Linked DNA regions of Homo sapiens: region 2 is linked to region 1. A link is an interaction called in ENCODE POLR2A ChIA-PET data of the cell type or tissue named here. Cell type or tissue: PC-9. All regions are shown on one strand. Links, peaks and the distances in the headings refer to the core of each region. The heading gives the core; the rest is flanking DNA. Region 1 has its middle 11 kb from the start of NFIA. Region 2 overlaps NFIA (nuclear factor I A).

Evidence for each region. Peaks named below come from ENCODE experiments on the same cell type or tissue, not always from the same donor. Only the 100,000 strongest peaks of a DNase experiment are listed, where the experiment ranks them.
Region 2: POLR2A ChIA-PET joins it to region 1 with 14 read pairs; 9 of 35 experiments call an interaction of 5 or more read pairs at or near these places.

The regions. Positions count from the first base shown.
Region 1 is chr1:61,066,492-61,076,042 of GRCh38, reverse strand. No RefSeq gene overlaps it. Among named protein-coding and RNA genes, the nearest start is that of NFIA, 11 kb to the left of the region's middle. In PC-9, for the core only: no CTCF peak of the experiment used is centred there; a DNase peak (open chromatin) is centred at 8,422; H3K4me3 peaks cover 756 bases; H3K27ac peaks cover 1,594 bases.
Region 2 is chr1:61,218,925-61,228,475 of GRCh38, reverse strand. The region is part of intron 2 of NFIA (nuclear factor I A); the gene reads right to left. Among named protein-coding and RNA genes, the nearest start is that of NFIA-AS1, 30 kb to the left of the region's middle. In PC-9, for the core only: no CTCF peak of the experiment used is centred there; no DNase peak of the experiment used is centred there; H3K27ac peaks cover 564 bases.

The DNA.
Region 1 (9,551 bases), core at 855-8,854:
GTGAAACCCCGTCTCTACCAAAATTACAAAAATTAGCCGGGTGTGGTGGCGCGTGCCTGTAATCCCAGTTACTTGGGAGGCTGAGGCACGAGAATCGCTTGAACCCAGCAGGCGGAGGTTGCAGTGAGCCAAGATCACACCACTGCACTCCAGCCTGGTGACAGAGCGAGACTCTGTCTCAAAAAAAAAAAATTGTGTTTGCTTTGAGTCAGTTAAGGAGCATAGGACATTTTGCTGAATAACTTAGAGGAAAACGTGTGCTTACCTGGCTTGATTAAAAGTATCCAGTAAGAAGTCAAGAGTAATAGGAAGCAACCTGGCAGTTGTCTGATTTTCTTAACTGTCCTTGGTGAAGGTACCTAATTAATTAATAACAGGACCTTGCATAGTTAAATTGGAGGTTAGAGAAACCTCATATTTTATGTTGAATCACATTTTTTGCTTCGGTCTTGCTCTCTACAACTAGTCGACTGATGTAGCCGTACTGTGGCTGGCCTTGGCATTAGCTTTGCTGTTCTGGTCTGCCCCTCATAGATGCAGATATGCTCTTGGCTGTAGCAAGCCTGTGGCATTTAATCCTAGCCTCCTCCACTGAGCATCCATTTCCACTTGGTGTACTACTCTCACCTAGAAATACACTTGATGTGATGTAGCGGCTTCAGTTTAAATAAAAAATAATACTTTGGGAGGCCGAGGCAGGTGGATCACCAGGTCAGGATCTCGAGACCAGCCTGGCCAACATGGTGAAACCCCGTCTCTACTAAAAATACAATAATAATAATAATAACAATTTTTTTAAGTAACCAAAAAAAAAAGTTTTGGGCCTGGTTTAGCTGGTACTAGACTGTGTGACCTTGAGATGGTTACATAACACCTGTAAAACAAGACATCAACCTATTGTGAGAGTGGAAGGTTTTGTCAAAAGGTAAGAACCGTTGAGATGCAGAAGAGGTGTCAACCTGTACTGCATTGCTCTGTAGATACTATGGTCTGAATAATCTCTGATGCTAAGCAGGCCAGGCCTTGTAAGTAGGTGGTAACAGTGAATTTTGTGTGCATTGTCTGTAGTGCATTAACTCAGTTTGATATGGTAGGTTGGCACCATTTCCAAAGTGACCTTTTATATCTCCATCTAGTCAACAACAACATAGCATTGACAACATAGCATTGGCTTCAGAGTCCAACTTAGGTTTTTTTTTTTGGACAGAGTTTTTGCTCTTGTTGCCCAGGCTGGAGTGCAGTGCTGCGATCTCGGCTCACTGCAACCTCTGCCTCCTGGGTTCAAGTGATTCTCCTGCCTCAGCCTCCTCAGTAGTTGGGACTACAGGCACCCGCCACCATGCCTGGCTAATTTTTGTATTTTTAATAGAGACCGGGTTTCACCATGTTGGGCAGGATGGTCTCAATCTCCTGACCTTGTGATCCGCCCACCTCGGCCTCCCAAAGTGCTGGGATTACAGGTGTGAACCACCAAGCCTGGCCTCAACTTAGGTTTTAATGTTGGTTCTACCATGTGTATTTTTTTTTTTTTCAGGCAAAACCTCTGCAAGCTTTAGATTTCTGATCTGGAAAATGGGAGATAGATAACATATGTAAATTAACTAGTACATTATGTGTGCTCAATATAGGCTCATTGAAGGTGCTAAGAGCTAGGGATACAGCAAAGAATGAGACATTATCCCTGCCTCTAACAAGCTTTCAGTGCAATGGGGTAGATAAGACATAAAGCTAACTAATAGTGTAATGTAATAAGCGTTATGTCCAACATATATATATATATATATATACACACATATATATGTATAAAATGGGCAGTGGTGATAGAATGATTCATTTTGTCTGGGTCATTAAGGCAGAGACAGTCATTAAGGCCTAAAAAAGAGACATTTGTGTTGGGACAGAAATATGCATTAGTCAGGTAGACAGGTGAGGGGCAGGGCATTCCTCTCCAGGAAAACGCAATGATGTCAGTGTATGCAACAGGCCAAAGAATGGGGATGTATTCAATTGTGGCTAGTTGTCTAGTTAGGATTAGCTTGTATAGTCATGTGTCACTTCATGACAGGGATACATTCTGAGAAATACGTTGTTAGGCGATTTAGTCGTTGTAAGAACATCGTAGAGTATACTTGCAGAAACCTAGATGGTATAACCTTATACACACCTAGGCTATGTGGTATAGCTTATTGCTCCTAGGCTCAGCTCTGTACAGCAGGTTACTCTACTGAATATTATAGGCTACTGTAACACAATGGTAAGCATTCCTATATCTAAACATAGAAAAGGTACAATAAAAATACAGTATTATATAATCTTATAGGACCACCATTGTATCTGTGGTCTCTCATTGACTGAAACGTCCTTAGGCGGCACTGGACAGTATTACTGTAACTAGAGATGACCTTAGAAAGGCAGGCAGAGCCAAGGTGGTGGAGAGCATTGTGAACCCTTTGAACCTTCACTGGAGGGGCTGTATTTAACCAAGAGATATACAAAATAAGATTTACAAATTAGAAATATCATTCTAGTAGTGGAGGCAAAGAGAGTGGTTAGAAAGATATGAGAAAAGATGCAGTCCTGAGCTATGGCACCGCTGGAATGAATGAGAAAAAGAGAGAAAGGGAAGAAGGAGTAGAGCATGAAAGAGAGGTAAGGAAACAAGGAAGACCCTCCGCTGATACTGGTTTTCGGGGACTTTGATCAACAGAGGCAATTTAGGAGTAAATTTTTCCCAGACTCTTCTCAAAATTCAAATAGCCAGAAGATGTATAATAAGATCTGTTAGTGAAATAGGCTCTACTTACTCCACAAATTGCTGCTTCTAATATCCTTAAACCTAATATTAAATAATATTAAAATAATACCAGTAATAGTAGTTCACATGGCTTAAACGTTTACACTACATCAATTCTTCCCACCTTTGTGAATTTGCATTCCAGTAACCTTGGCTCCACCATGCCACTGGAAATCAGGTGCAAATCTAGTAGGGTGAATTTGGGTTGCTAACCCCATTGAGAGCCTCATGTTTCTGTGTAGGTTGGCTTTATGCCTTGAAAATAGTAGGCTCTTCCAGGAATTTTGCTTTGTTGACCCAAATAAAAACTTAATCCTCTTGCAAGACATTGATATGGAAACTAGAATGTTAGAGTTTTACAGAATTAGAAACATAATTCAAAATTGCAATATTTTTCTAATAATCAACTTAAGTTTTAATTTGTGAACGAAGTTGAATGTTGACACACAGAGATATATTTCACATTTTCTTGATTTGCCTGTATAAATCCTAGATCATTCAAATCACTTTTTAGACAAAGTAATCAACACAGGCATTCAAAGGACACACATTGCAATATAAATGATAAACACTACAAGCGAAATTAATCTAGGAATTGATGAGGTTCCCAAATAAGCAAGTTGTGGCAGACTATTGCCTCCCCACTCCCAAATCTGTTCTTTCTCTATTCTTAGATACACAGATGAGCTATTTAAAGTCAATATTAGGCTGAGCACAGTGGCTCACACCTGTAATCCCAGCACTTTGGGAGGCCAAAGCAGGCAGCTCGCTTGAGGCCAGGTGTTCGGGATCAGCCTGGCCAACATGGTGAAACCCCATCTCCACTAACAATACAAACATTCTCTGGGTTTGGTGGCACACATCTGTAGTCCCAGCTACTCAGGAGGCTGAGGCAGTAGAATCGCTTGAACCTGGGAGGCGGAGGTGCAGTGAGCTGAGATCATGCCATTGCACTCCCGCCTGAGCAAAGGAGCGAGACTCCAGCTCAAAAAAAAAAAAAAAAAAAAAAAAGTTCCTCAAGAGAGTTTGATCCCTCCCTACCATGTTTGAGAACCAATCCTATTAAAATAAAATCCTAATAAAATAAAAATAAAGTTAATATTTCCTAGCCTTCCTTGCAACTAAATATGACACATGATTAAGTTCTGTGAGCAGAATTGTTGGCTGCAACTTCATGACACTTGCTTAAAAGAAATTTGTCCTGGGCCAGGCATAGTGGCTCATGCCTATAACCCCAGCCTTTTCAAAGGCCAAGGCAGGAGGATCACTTGAGCCACAGGAGTTCAAGACAAGTCTGGGCAACATAGATAGACTTTGTCTCTGCAAAAAATAAAAATAAAAAATTTAGCTGGGCATGATGCCACACATCTGTAGTCCCTGATACTCAGGAGGCTGAGGCAGGAGATTGCTTGAGCCCTGGAGATTGAGGCTGCAGTGAGCTATGATCACACTACTGCATTCCAGCCTGGGCAATAAGAGTGAGATCCTGTCACAAAAAAAAAAAAAAAGGAAAGAAAGAAAGAGAGAAAGAGGAGAAAGAAGATAAAGAGGAGAAAGAAATGAGTGAAGGAGGGAAGGAGAAAAGGAAAAGGAAGGAAAGGAAGGAAGGGAGAAAGGTGGTGGGGAGCAGCAAGGGGAGAGAGAGAAGAAAGAGAAAGAAAGGAAAGAGAGAAAGAGAGAGAGAGAAAGGAAAGAAAGAAAGAAAGAGAGAAAAGAAAGAAAAGAAAGAAAGAAAGATAGATTTGTCCTGAACTTGTGGCCCTTTCCAAAGACAGCAATGATACTGAAATACCAACTTCAACTACAAAGACCCGGACAATTCCCTGGGAGACAAAAGAGCTACGGGATGAAAGGAACCTGCGTTCCTAAATAACCTCCTGGAGCAGAGCCGCTTCTCCAGCATAGATTATATTTAGGCTACCGTAGTTGTGTTTTTTTTAAGCTACAGTGTTTTCAGGTCTCCGATACAGCAGCCTAATCTTCTCTATAACTAATAATCAAGATTACAAAACAATCTCATGGTATATTTGAATTGTTTTCTCTCTGAAATCTCATGGCCTTTCTCCAATTTGGTATATAATATATCTAATTTTTTTATCAGCCTACTTTTCCAGACTCCCCTCCTGCTCAGTCTCTCTCGGCTGCCTCCTCATCCTAGCCACAAAAAATGACTGAGTTTTCCCTTTTTATCACCTCCCAAATATACCATACATGTTCATCCCTCTTTTTCCTTGTTTGTATGATTCTTTTTGCCCAGAAGACCCTGAAGTTGTCTCCCTGTTTCACCCATTTTCTCAAGGACCAATTTAATGTTGTTTCCCAACTCCCATAGGCGGAATTGGTCAATCTCCTCTGTGTTCTCTAACATCTTACACTCATCTAAGACCGCTCTCTTCACATTCTACATCAGTTATTTATTTGTGTGTCTGTCCACTGAGCTATGGGCTTCTTGAAAATGCAGTTATTTTATTCATCCTTGAAAGCTTATAAGCAAAGTGCCACAGTAGATCTTCAGTAAATGTTTGGTGAATTAATATGTAAATGACAGGAACAATGGTTACTTTTTCTAGACTTGCGTTCTGATAGAAAACAAGGTCAGGAGTATGGCTAATGCAAGACAGGGCATTATCACAAGGGTGGAATTGTCAGTATAACTAGCAGGGCATTGAATTTGCCTTTCACAGGCCTTCCACACAGGTCATCACCTTTAACCTTCCTACTGCATAAGTGGCTTAGACTTTGTCATTCCCATCACAAAAATGAAGAAACTAAGGCTCAGAAAACTATGGGGAGTTTGTTACTCAAAGTCATTCTCTTAATGAGTAGTTAAATAGAATATTTAATTCATTTAGAATTGCTCCCCAAAGCTCTCGCCATTGTATCTGCCTTAGGAAAGGCTTCAGGATTCAGTTTTTTAAAATACAATGTTGATGGTTAGCTGGCTGTAATCATAATCAAAGGTAAGCATATGGTCGCATCCTTCTTATCTTCGACACACCACAATAAACTGCAGAAGACCAAAAATGATGTCCAATTGAAAAATGATATTCAACTGAGCTGCTGAGATGACCAGCAGAAAAAATCTTGACTAAAGTAAAGGCCGAGGCTGGGTGTGGTGGAGACTCCTGTGATCCCAGCACTTTGGGAAGCCAAGGCAGGTGGATCACTTGAGGTCAGGTGTTTGAAACCAGCCTGGCCAACATGGCAAAACCGCATCTCTACTAAAAATACAAAAATTAGCTGGGTGTGGTGGCAGGCACCTGTAATCCCAGCTACTCCGGAGGCTGAGGTACAAGAGTCGCTTGAATCCTGGAAGCGGAGGTTGCAGTGAGCAGAGATCACGCCACTGCACTCCAGCCTGGGCGACAGAGCGAGACTCTATCTCAAATAAATAAATAAATAAATAAATAAAAGGTAGCAAAGTATGAGTTTACAATTCACAGAAGCAGAAAGCTGAAAGGGAACTCAGAAGTCTCCAACCACCACATTTTACAGATGATAAAACTGAAAGTAGCACAGTGAAGTATCAAGCTCATGGCCACACAGTTGGTAAAGAATTCATCCCCAGTCCAGTGCCAGTTTCATTACTTCATGCAAAGGATATTCTGCAGGAATGGGAAAGGCGTGAATAACTGTCTCTGGTATCAACATAGAAAAGAGGTCTGAGAAAGTGAAGACATACTGCTGGTAGATCTGATAGAAGAAAGAAAATGGGTAATTGTCTAAACTGAAAAAGTGGCTATAAAATCCAGGCTAGCACTTGAAGATTTACCCAAACATGTTTAGACAGATAAAGGATAATTTTTCAGGAAAAACAAATGAGGCAGGAGTGAGAGAAACAGTCTAGAACTGTAACATAGAGAGTAGTGACTTGAATTTTATGTAGTTATTTAGAGACAGGGTCTCTCTCTCTCACCCAGGCTGGTGTGTGGTGGCACCAACATGGCTCACTGCAGGCTCAACCTCCCTGGCTCAAGCAAGCCCCCTGCCTCAGCTTCCCAAGCAGCTGGGACTGCAGGCCCGCGGCACCACAGCTGGCTAATTTTTGTGTTTTTTGTAAAGTCAGGGTTTCATTATGTTGCCCAGGCTGGTCTTGAACTCCTGGGCTCAAGCAATCCTCCTGCCTCGGCCTCCCAAAGTGCTGGGATTACAGGCATGAGCCTCTGTGCCAGGCTGTGAATTGAATTTTTGAGTTGTGGGCTTAATATGCTTTCCTATTCTTTACTCTTGGTGACCTTGGGACAGTTTAATTTCCCTGACATCCTACCCATCTCCCGCCCACTGTAAAATGTAAATATTGTCAGCCCTGCTTACCTCATGTGGCTTGGTGAGGATTCAATAAAATCATGAATGTAAAACTGTTCAAAATATGTAAGTTTCTATTCCCTCAATACCTCTACCACCAACAGTTGTTAATAGAGGACTATATATAACAAATAATTTGAATTTTTAGCTAGTCATATTTATCCTGCCTGTATTTTATAGGTTTTGGAGTAGAGGTGTGTACACATACATACACAAAGTCTATCAAGATAAAAATGAGGTGAAATTGAGAGTAAGATTCAAAACATATGCAATAAGATTCCATTTACTTTGCTAGCATTGACTTAAAATTTGACTTTGAGTTTCCTAATAATTTAAAGAGGAAAAACTAAAATTTATGAAATACACAATGTCCATGTGATTATAAAATTCAAGGCCAGGGAAGGTGACTCACTATAATCACAACATTTTGAGAGGCTGAGGTGAGAGGATCACTTGAACCCAAGAGTTTGAGACCAACCTGGGCAACGTGGCGAAACCTTGTCTTTACAAAAAATACAAAAAATTAGCCAGGTATGGTGGCATGTGTTTGTAGTCCCAGCTACTTGGGAAGCTGAGGTGGGAAGAATCACCTGAGCCCAGGAGGTCAAGGCTGCAATGATCGGTGATTGCACCGATCCCCAGCCTGGATGACAGAGCAAGACCTTGTCTTGAAAATAAATGAAGAAATTAGCTGGGCCTGGTGGCTTGCACCTGTGGTCCCGGCTACAAGGAAGGCTGAGAATGAGCCCAGGAGGTCCAGGGTGAAGTGAGCCGTGATTCTGCCACTGCATACCAGCATGGGTGGGAGAGCAAAACCCTGTCTACAAAACCCCCCCCCCGCAAAAAAAAAAAAAAAAAAAAAAAAACAAGAAAACCCACAAAATTCAAGAAAGTTTATTCGAAAGCAACAGAGATGTTCTGAGGTCTGAGAAAATTTACCATGTAACCTCCCACTACCACCTTCACCACTGCCACACAGACCTGGGTTGTCATGAAGAAAACAGTCTTGACTGTGATGCACTGAACCATTTACTCCAGCCCTGGATGAGAGTCCAGCCAACATAAGGACAGAGGGAGTGGGAAGGATGGGAATCTTCTCAAATGACTATTCTCAATGAATATTCTCAAATGACTCAAATGACTCAGCTGTAGCTTGAGTGCTATGGGCTAATGGAAAGGCCTAGAATTCAGCAGCAAAGAAGGGACAGAACTAGTTGGCATTGACCCCTCCGCCCCTATGGTTTTTCATACTTACTCTAATATTCCTAAGATCACATTACACCTCCCAAAAATAGTACAGAGGGGAAGGAAGCAGAAACTGGACAATCCAGTTGGTGTGGACGCTATGGCTTCAGACTCTTCCAATCTCTTTCCTTTGGCTCTCTGGCCTGTCCTGACGTCTTTCTTGCGTAAGGTGACTCAAAATGGGGTCAGCAAAGGGAGCTCTAACAAAGGAAGTTGTAGAATTGGGTTATTGCTGTTTGATACAAGTAACAGTAAGTGGGTATCTTGCCTCAAAGCTCTGTTAATAGCCTAAGAACCAGGACTTCAGGGCAACTGAAATCATTACCGAAAAAAAAAATGTATTGTGGGTCAGAATAGGAGATAAGGTAAAGTCTGACACTGTACTGGTGGAAAATGACAATCTTTGTGTGTGAAAAAATATATATAACATAACATTTACCATTTTTACTTTTTTTAAAATTTGAGATGGGTTCTGTGTTGTTCAGGTTGGAGTGCAGTGGTTCAGTCATAGCCTTTGTGGGTCAGAATAGGAGATAAGGCAGTCTGACCCTGTACTGGTGGAAAATGACTGTGTGTGTGTGTGTGTGTGTGTGTGTGTAAATATATATAACATAACATTTACTATTTTTACTTTTTTTTTTGTTTGAGACAGGTTCTCTGTTGTCCAGGTTAGAGTGCAGTTGTTCAATCGTAGCTCACTATAACCTCAAACTCAGCCTCTTGTATTTTAAATATATAAATATATATAGATGTGTGTGTGTGTGTGTATATATATATATATATATATATATATATTTTTTTTTTTTTTTTTTGAGACGGAGTCTCACTCTGTCTCCCAGGCTGGAGTGCAGTGGCGCGATCTCGGCTCACTGCAAGCTCCACCTCCTGGGTTCACGCCATTCTCCTGCCTCAGCCTCCCGAGTAGCTGGGACTACAGGCGCCTGCCACCACGCCCGTCTAATTTTTTGCATTTTTAGTAGAGACAGGGTTTCACCGTGTTAGCCAGGATGGTCTCGATCTCCTGAACTCGTGATCCATCAGCCTCAGCCTCCCAAAGTGCTGGGATTACAGGCGTGAGCCACCACACCCGGCCTTAAGTATTTTTAGATGTAAGTTGAATGGCATTAAGTAGATTCACAAAGTTGTCCAACCATCACCACCATCCATCCCCAGAACTTTATCATCTTCCCAAGCTGACTCTGTATCC
Region 2 (9,551 bases), core at 839-8,838, 150 kb before region 1:
CTTCAGGGTAAGTGTTCAATACTGAAGCCCAGTCCAAGCCAAGGATGCACAGATGGGTGGTTACAGCTGCAGCTCCTCTGACAGACTGCAAAAACCCGCTGGGACACTTCCCCCAGCTCTGTCTATCCATCTTGTGAGCTGGTGCAACTCCACCTTGCTCACGGCTTTGTTGAGTGTGTCACAGGACTTTGGCCAAAATGCTACAATTCGAATGGGTCTTATTAATGGGATGAAAAATGGACTCTCAAAACACACTTACATACAGATCACATGTTTTTCCTGAAATGACTGACAATTCTAATAAAAAAGAACATTATAATAGGTTTAAAAAAACCTTCAGAAATAGTGTATTCAGACTCTCTTTAGCAGGGTGAATGAGTCAAGTTACTCAATAGGATCCATTCAGACTGATTAAATTGGAACCAAGCCAAAACAGATCTTCAAGATCTGAGAGATAGTGGTCATTGAGCCGGGAAGAGGGAAATGGCATCAACTTGAGAATGTACAGACCACAATAGTGATAGAAAATAATAAATTGGTCAGTCCAAAGGCTAGCACAAAAATTTATAATAATGAAACTTCTAGGCTTAAATATTCACAGCTTTCCTCATTTAAAACCTGAGATAATGAATCTGAAACACCTGCTTATGATACCAGACAAGGCCACTTAAAGATTTTAATTAGGAATAGACTAAAGTTTCTAATCTGAAGTTTTATTTACTTACTGGTTACTTCATCTACCTTCCAAAAATAATTTGAGATGGTTCATAAACATATAGTAAATTAGCACACATACACATTTAAGTCCATAAAAGAAGAAAAACATGAACAAAAACTGCAGGGGTTAGAGAAGTAGTGGGGGCAAAAACTTAGGCTGAAATATTCACCAAGGTTAAGAATTAAACTTATCTCTGAGTTTCTTGGGAGCCAAGGCAAAAAGGGAAACAAGGCATTATATAATTTTTACGCCCTGATGAAAGAAAGAATACCGCCTTTCAGGAGTAAAGCTTTCTCTATCGTGACTTTTAAAAAGAACGAATCAGTCTTCAAGATCCCATCATCAAATCGTGCCTGTTCTGCATGATTCCTGACCTAGATTGCCAAAGATTATGAAATCAAGCTTGATAAATTATGAAACAGCTCAACCAATTTCTAAACTAAACAAAAAGGGAAAATCAAATGAACAAACGTTTCCAAACATTTAAAAGTTAGAACCACCCAAAATAAAATTGAAACCAGCGGCAAATAAAGCCAATCCAAATCTCAGCAAACCAGAATCACAAAACCCTGTCGCTACAGGCTTGGGAAAAAAATGCTGCTTGTCAGTCAAAGTGTCTGTCTATGGCATATGGGTAAAGGTTTCAGTCTGCTATCTCCAGACTCATCTTATGGCACTGGTTCAACACCAGTGAATGGTGCTTTAAACAAAAGGAGAGCTCATTCAAAATGGGCGTTTGAGAGTTACCGGTCAGTGTAGCTGTGCAGTTTGTATAAGTGAAAACTATTGGCATGGGAGAAATGAAGTGCAGCTCCCAGGCCTTTGGAGTTTCCTAAGTGCTGAAAAGCAGCCGGGAGGTTAAAGCTGGCTGGTCGGAATGGCATACTTGGCTGAATGCACAGCCAGGTGGCTTGGGCATATTGGCAAACAACTGGCAACCTGCCCAATACATATGGCTTAGATTGCTTTGCTCTTCCCATGAAGCCTTCTTAGACTCTTGAGCAAGCATTCGTTTTAGAATAAAATGTGTCTGAGTGTTAAATAAAATTTTTTAATAATATCTGTCTGATGTAAAATCCCTTTACCAAAAATAAAAATAAAAATAAAAAGATGGGAGGGGTTGGTTGCCAAATGCATGAAATAAAGCATTTCTTTGTGGGAGGAGACTTTGCAGATCCCTTTTCAACCATCTTTGGACTGAATTATTTGGACCTTTCAGGTTCATGGGGGTTAAAATGACCCCTGCAATCCCTGAGAAGCAGGGTTAATGTGAAGTTTAGGGATGGCTGCCAAGAGGTCAGGTGACTATGAATTCCTAATAAATACATAAAAATACAAAGTAAGTAGAGTAGGATAATGGATGTGGACAGCAGATACATTTTGTAAAGGAATATTATGAAATCTTGATTGACAGATAACACTAAAAGGTGTTAGTATGGTCTATCATGTAAATACATATCTGGAGACTCGTTAAAACACAGTCTTTAAGTGCTAACTGTTGAGGCACATGTTACTTCCCAGGCTTTACCAAGTGGCTGCTTAACGTCGACAGCATGAGGCAAACTTTGGTTTAATAACCCCAGCTGATCACTAATCTTGTAATGCTACTACTATCGTACCACATTAAATATTACACAAATACTACTTTCTTCTAAAGTTGGGTTTTCTTCTGTTACACATGTTTGTTGTATGTCCACTGTTTCATTTTAGTTTACTGGATATCTAAAAAGTATTCACAACTGATACATTAGTGAATTAGATTACATGCATTACTGTCAGAATCCTGTTTTACTTATGATAATTTTTAAATATAAGTTTATGGTCCCTTAAAGTTGCAAGCCATTCATCTAATAAACTATGTTAAATCTTCTGGAATTATTATAGTCTACTCGGTAAAAAGATTACAGAGCTGGTGTTGTATTGTGTGTGTTTTTTAAGATTTTAAGCTCAGTAACAGCTCAAACACTGAAATAAATTAATCTCTCATACTAATGAGGGCTCCATACACTCACAAATCTAAAATCTCTTAGGTAGATGCAAACATATATATTGCGATAGAAAAGGAATCATTTGTGCTTATTCAGCAAGTACTGAAGATGTCAATCGTAGATACGAACAAGCAAACTTCCTTTTGGTGATACAAAATAAAATTTCCTGCTATAGTTGCTCCATCTCTTTCACATGCAAAAAAAAAAAAAAAAAAAGTACGAGCTGGGCGCGATGGCTCACAGCTGTAATGCCAGCACTTTGGGAGGCCGAGGCAGGCGGATCACAAAGTCAAGAGATCAAGACCATCCTGGCCAACATGGTGAAACCCCGTCTCTACTAAAAATACAAAAATTAGCTGGGCATGGTGGCATGCACCTGTAGTCCCAGCTACTCAGGAGGCTGAGGCAGGAGAATCACTTGAACCCGGGAGGCAGAGGTTGCAGTGAGCTGAGATTGGGCCACTGCACTCCAGCCTGGCAACAAAGCGAGACTCAGTCTCAAAAAAAAAAAAGTACTATGGACATAAAAACTCATGTAATGGCTTTACATTGAGTATTTACTGTGTTTTAGGCTAAAACCTTCAAATCAATTTCCTTCTCACAGACTTTTTTTTTTGTTTTTTAAAAAAACAAAAAACAAAATATATAAGTGATAGAAACACATTTTGAGGAATGGAGCAAACTTAAGGTGGAAGGGTTCAATAGATTCCTATGTCATGAATCTGGAAAATAATATATTTTTAAAGTCTGTTTCTTGGCAGGGATAACACAGCAAAGAGCTTCATTAGTAAATCTTTCCAATACTCAAAATTATGGGGTGAAAGGAGTGGAGACCTTTTAAAAATGGACTTTAGTGCCTCATGAAATGACCTTTGCAGCATCACATTTTCAACACCCTTATCCTCTGCTCTTGATCAGCAAGTAGTACCACTTAAGAGCTTTATTAGAACATCCCTTTGCCAACTTGGAATAGCTCCAGGCAACTCTGTCTTCCAAGGACACAGTTTGAAGTACTTAGAGTAAATTGCAATGGACTGGATAGATGAGTAGAGGAGGTGAGACAACTGAATCAAGTATCACTGCTTCTGAGACAGAGTCCCCCACCACCAGGCACTTGGTACCAAATGGAGACTAGAGCGTTATTAATTTTTAAGGGCTTCAGATAAACAGAAGGGTCAGCAGGAAGATGATTTTTACACCAACAGGACTGAATCAGAATAAGTTTCTTCACTCAAAAGCAGAGAAAAGGCTAAGGGCATAATTTCTCAAAGTGTGTTTTGGGAGGTTAATGGGGGTTGCATGAAAAAAGGATTCCACTGACAAATAAATTTGGCTACTGCTAGTTTAAACAAAGTTCTCAGACCCTCTAATATATTAATGTGCGTCATGACTCTCTCCAAGAGAGACAACAGTATGCATACATATTTAAATCTTAATTCACCAAAAAAGCACACTTTTTTCTATGGAGCATAAGAGATAAGCATTAAGAAGTATATTTTGGCTAATATTAACTTGAGCTTTTAAAAGTTAGACTTAAGTAAACTTGTTTAAAATTAAATTGAAAAGTTAAGTTCAAGACAATAAACTAATTTTAAATATATTTTTAAAACTAATTTTTAAATATTAAACTAATATTAAAAACTAAGTAATAATTTCCCTATTTTAAACACAGTGTCTAACTGACCTTACTGTATGTATCTCAATAAGTAAAATTCTATCTTATCAGCATTAAAAGTCCTCCCCACCTCCAAATAAAACCCAACTCTAACACAAGCTTTTTTCTTCATATTAGGCAAGAACCCTCTGGTAATATGTAAATAGAGAGGTCAGTTTTCAAACAGGCTGGTTTCTGAATATGGGTTTTAATTATTTAAAACAAAATTTAATTTTTCTAGAAGGTTTCTGAGATGAAGTTTTAGTTGATATCCTCAGAAAACCTCAAAGTATTTGTTAATAGAATTTAGCACCCTAATGATCTAGATTTTGGTCACAGAGTTGTCCAATTAGAAAATGTAAATTTTAATAAATAGAAATACAGAGAAGAGGTGGAGGATAGCTATCATTCTAAATAAAATTACTGTTTATTATCAAATGAGAATTCCACATTCAGACAAAATATTTACAAAAAAACAATTCTGGAATCGTGGAATCTCAGAGAAAGTCAACAAGTGATCATAAAATTTTTAAAATATAATTTGAAATGTTTATCTTATATTCTAAAAATAAGTTAAAATTTGTGGAGTTTCCAAGTAGTCTCATTTTATATTCTCAATTCCCTTTATGAAACCTGAAAAACTGTAAGTTTGTACAGGTCCATCAAAATCCATATTTTGTCTCCTTGCAAAGTACAGGGAAAGGTTCTTCTACTCATAGCTGCATGTGACACCTTTCATTAAAGCTACTTTTTTTAAAAAAATGACACAAGAATATGCTTGGATTACAACACATTTTCCTGGTAAACATTTGCTCTATTTTATTTTTGCTTCTGGTCTCTATTTCCTGGCCAAAGAGTAGTCTCACCTAATGGTAATAAATGATTTACTTCTTGGTTAAAACTCCTAAAGAAAATGTTCTTTAAATAGTGAAATTTTATTCAATTTAATTTTCAAAGAACTGCTGTTAAAAAATTCCAGTTAAAAAGAAAGATTAAACAGTTCTAAAAATAAACAATATTTGGTTAAACAAATACACAGATTTAAAGCATATGGGTAAAAATGAATGTTAGTGTAAACATTCGGCAACATTTTTTCCCTTCAAAAAAATTTCAGAGCAGAAACAAAAAAAAGTTATTTTGGTTTAAATTGTGAAGCCATTTTAATAAGTAATCATTTCTTCCTCAAGAAAAAACATTTGTATAGCCTCAGAAATCTGTTTCATTTCAGTCTTTGTATAAAACTGCACATGAAAAGTATATTTATAAAGGAAATACCAGACTTGGAATTATTTATGTCACTGTAGCATATATATAATAAATGAGAGCTCACTGGAGATATACATATCTTACATATATGAAGGTTGAATTCTGTCTTAAAACCTACTCTAAAGGAGTATTCTAATTGAATCACATTTTTAAAGTTCTATAAAGCATTATTTCAGCATAACAGTGTTTTACCTATACTTTAGCAAAACAGAATCTAGCTTTTTACCAGATGTGGTACTGACTCTAAATACCCATCATTAAAGTTAGTAAGTTTGAAACTATACCTCTCAGCTCTCAGGGCTCAATTCTCTTCTTTTCCTAAGTTAAAGAAAGACTATAAGGACTCAACCTTTAAACTCCTGGTAACATTCACCCCAAAATGGGAAACTAGAGCTGAATACATCTGCATGTAACAGATGATTCAAGAATGAAAACAAACAGGTTGAAAATATGCTAATGAGGAGAAAAGGCAAGGTACATAGAAACCCAACTGCAAGACTCTAAACGGTATAACGGAAACCTTAGAAACATAATGCAAATTACTTGACTTTCTTTGCAACTGGATACTCTTGGACTTAGATTTAATATTTTACATCATTGCTATGAGAATATTCTTTAAAGGTGTTGCTTCTGCCAACTAAATTTAAAATATGTGTAAGAAAACCGTAAAACTTTTTAAACTTCTCCATAACAAAGAGCCCACACTATCCATTTCTACAGTAAAACTTAAAACACGTAGATCACTTTAAAACTTCATATAGTGATAGTGTTTAACATAACTTATTTTAAAAGTATCTTGTTTTAGAGAAAATTTGTGAACAAAAATGTTGTACAGAGTTCAGAGTGCTTTTGAAGCCCAAAGACCAAACGCTCAGTTTTAACAAACCAACAATGTCTGTTCATTTTGCCCAAATCTTTTCAGCTTAAATATTCACAATGTGCCATTATTACCGAATCATTATCTGCCTTTAGCTCTGACAACAGCATCATACGGGCTATGAAAGGCTCCTTTCTTCTCATGATTAGTCCCTAAAACATTTCCTCATCTTACAGTGCTTTTTAACTTCCCAGAATGCATTGCTCAATTACAGTGCTGAAATTAACTGTACGCCACTCTTATTTATTGAGAAAAGAATAATCAAGTACTCCAAACCATGTCATGGGTTGCCCACAATTTTATATCAAATTTCAACTAATAAAAATATTAACTCTTTCAGGATGCCAATTTTTAAAATCCACCATTTATCTTCACTTTTTGGCTATGTCTTGCAAAACTATCAACGATTTGGATTTCTACTGTTCTCTATAAAATACAGCTTTTACAATAAATGCTAAGTGTCTATGGAAGGTCTATTTATTCTTAAAATAAAAATTTTTAAATAAGTTTTTGTCAGATCCCTTTTAAACTTAAATTCCTTCCTTCTTTTCTCAGCAAAGTAGGATTTCCTTCCACATCTACTAATACACAGTGTGAAACTGCTGCAAATTATCTTTCTGGAAGCAGGAAACAGAAATAAATGAAAACCCTGACACCAAAGTGTAGAAATGTTTCAATTCCATAATAATTTTGTTTATACCACTAGATAGCACCTCTTCCTCAATAATAATAGTAATCTTATTAAATAGAGAATGTAATTTTTATACATACACTCTTCAAACAACTGTTATTCTGATAGTATTATTTGAACACAACATTATAAATGAAGTTTGCCAATCTTCAGATATTATTAAATTGATTATTTCTATGTTTTGGGGAAGCTATATTCAAAGTACTTAGTAAATTAAAAAATGGATTACTATCAAATACTACAGTTGAAATATATTTAAAAGACACGTGTTGAGTAAACCAAAAAAGCACAGAAACAATGAATTAAAGCTATGATTGTATTCACACTGCAAGTATCTGTATGGAAAGGGATGAGAATATTTAACATGTGGATTTATATTTATTTGTTTTATACCTTCAGCCAACAGAAGAATGTAAATAAAAACACTTTTTAAACCTCAAATATACTTACTAACCCATGCATACATTAATCATTCATACCGCATGATTATTGTTCAGTATTTTCTGCAATAACAAATTGGAGGGTGTGGGGGTTATTGTGGGTTTCAGCAAACCACATTCTATTTAGGCAAAGCCAAGTATTAAAGAAAGGCCTAACTTGCCAAACCAAGATAAATACATGCCATTATTATGATTACATAAAAGCCACTGTTCCCAGCGTTACAATTTCTCTTATAATTGGCACTATTATAATTAAATGGATTCATATGTTTACAATTCTTCTTTGAATTGTAAAGTGATTTAGCAATGATAGTGTCTCTAATTTCTTTTAACTATACTGACAAACTTCACTTAATCAGTGGTCTAAATACCGCATTGCCACAATAAATTAGGTAAATACCCAGTAAGGCCTGAATTGCTATTGAGTTTAAGTATGTTATAATAAAGTAGCGAGTAACTTCTCCAAAGCCTGTTGCTGGACTAGCCCACAAACCCACAAATGGAGGGGATGGCATCAAGTATCCCAGTGGCATTTAAGATATTCTCTGATGGATAGGGAGGCAATATGAACAGGGAAGAAACACACATGTACACACACATGCAGAGTTAAAATCTCATGGGTTTTGAAAACAAACAGGAGGTGACAGATCATTACAAAAAACAGAAACACTAATATTGTGGGGTTTCTAGTCCTTGTTCCTTAAGACCCAAGGAGTTCTTCACTTGCTCCTTTCTCATCAACAGAAAGACAGGGGCATAAAACATGCCTCCCTATCATTGGCGGAAAATGCCGATGGGACCTGACATGCCATAGTTTACCTGCCACCCCCAAATAGAAGCTATTATGCGTTATTTATTTATTTATTTATTTATTTATTTTGAGACGGAGTCTCGTTCTGTCTCCAGGCTGGAGTGCAGTGGCGCGATTTCAGCTCACTGCAACCTCTGCCTCCCGGGTCCAAGTGATTCTCCTGCCTCAGCCTCCTGAGTAGCTGGGACTAAGGCGTGGGCCACTGCGCCCCACTAATTTTTCTATGCTTAGTAGAGACAGGGTTTCACCATGTTAGCCAGGATGGTCTTGATCTTTTGACCTCGTGATCCGCCCGCCTTTTTTCTTTTTTTTTTTTTGAGACGGAGTCTCGCTCTGTCACCCAGGATGGAGGGCAATGGCGCGATCTCGGCTCACTGCAAGCTCCGCCTCCCGCGTTCACGCCATTCTCCTGCCTCAGCCTCCCAAATAGCTGAGATTACAGGCGCCCGCCACCACGCCCGGCTAATTTTTTGTATTTTTAGTAGAGACGGAGTTTCACCGTGTTAGCCAGGAGGGTCTCGATATCCTGACCTCGTGATCCGCCTGCCTCAGCCTCCTAAAGTGTTGGGATTACAGGTGTGAGCCACCGCACCCGGCTTCTTTGTTCTATTATTTAAATGTTAGATAGTTGGTAGTTCCTTAGATAGTTTTAAGCCTAACTAGACTCCTTATATATGCCAAATCCATATATCTAATAAATGTTTAAAAATAGTTTAGAAATAATTGAGGCTAGTGGTTGGAAAAAATTCTTTTACAAAGTATGCAAGCAATAATAAAGGGTAGAGGTTTTTTTTTTTTTGAGACTGAGTTTCGCTTTTTCACCTAGGCTGGAGATCAGTGACCTGATCTCAGCTTACTGCAACCTCTGCCCTGTGGGTTCAAGTGATTCTCCTGCCTCAGCCTCTCGAGTAACTGGGATTATAGGTGCCCGCCACTACACCCAGCTACTTTTTGTATTTTTAGTAGAGACGGGGTTTCTCCATATTGGCCAGACTGGTCTTGAACTCCTGACCTCAGGTGATATGCCCGCCTCGGCCTCCCAAAGTGTTGGGATTATAGGCGTGAGCCACCACGCCTGGCTGAGTTGATCAATTTCTTATCACTTA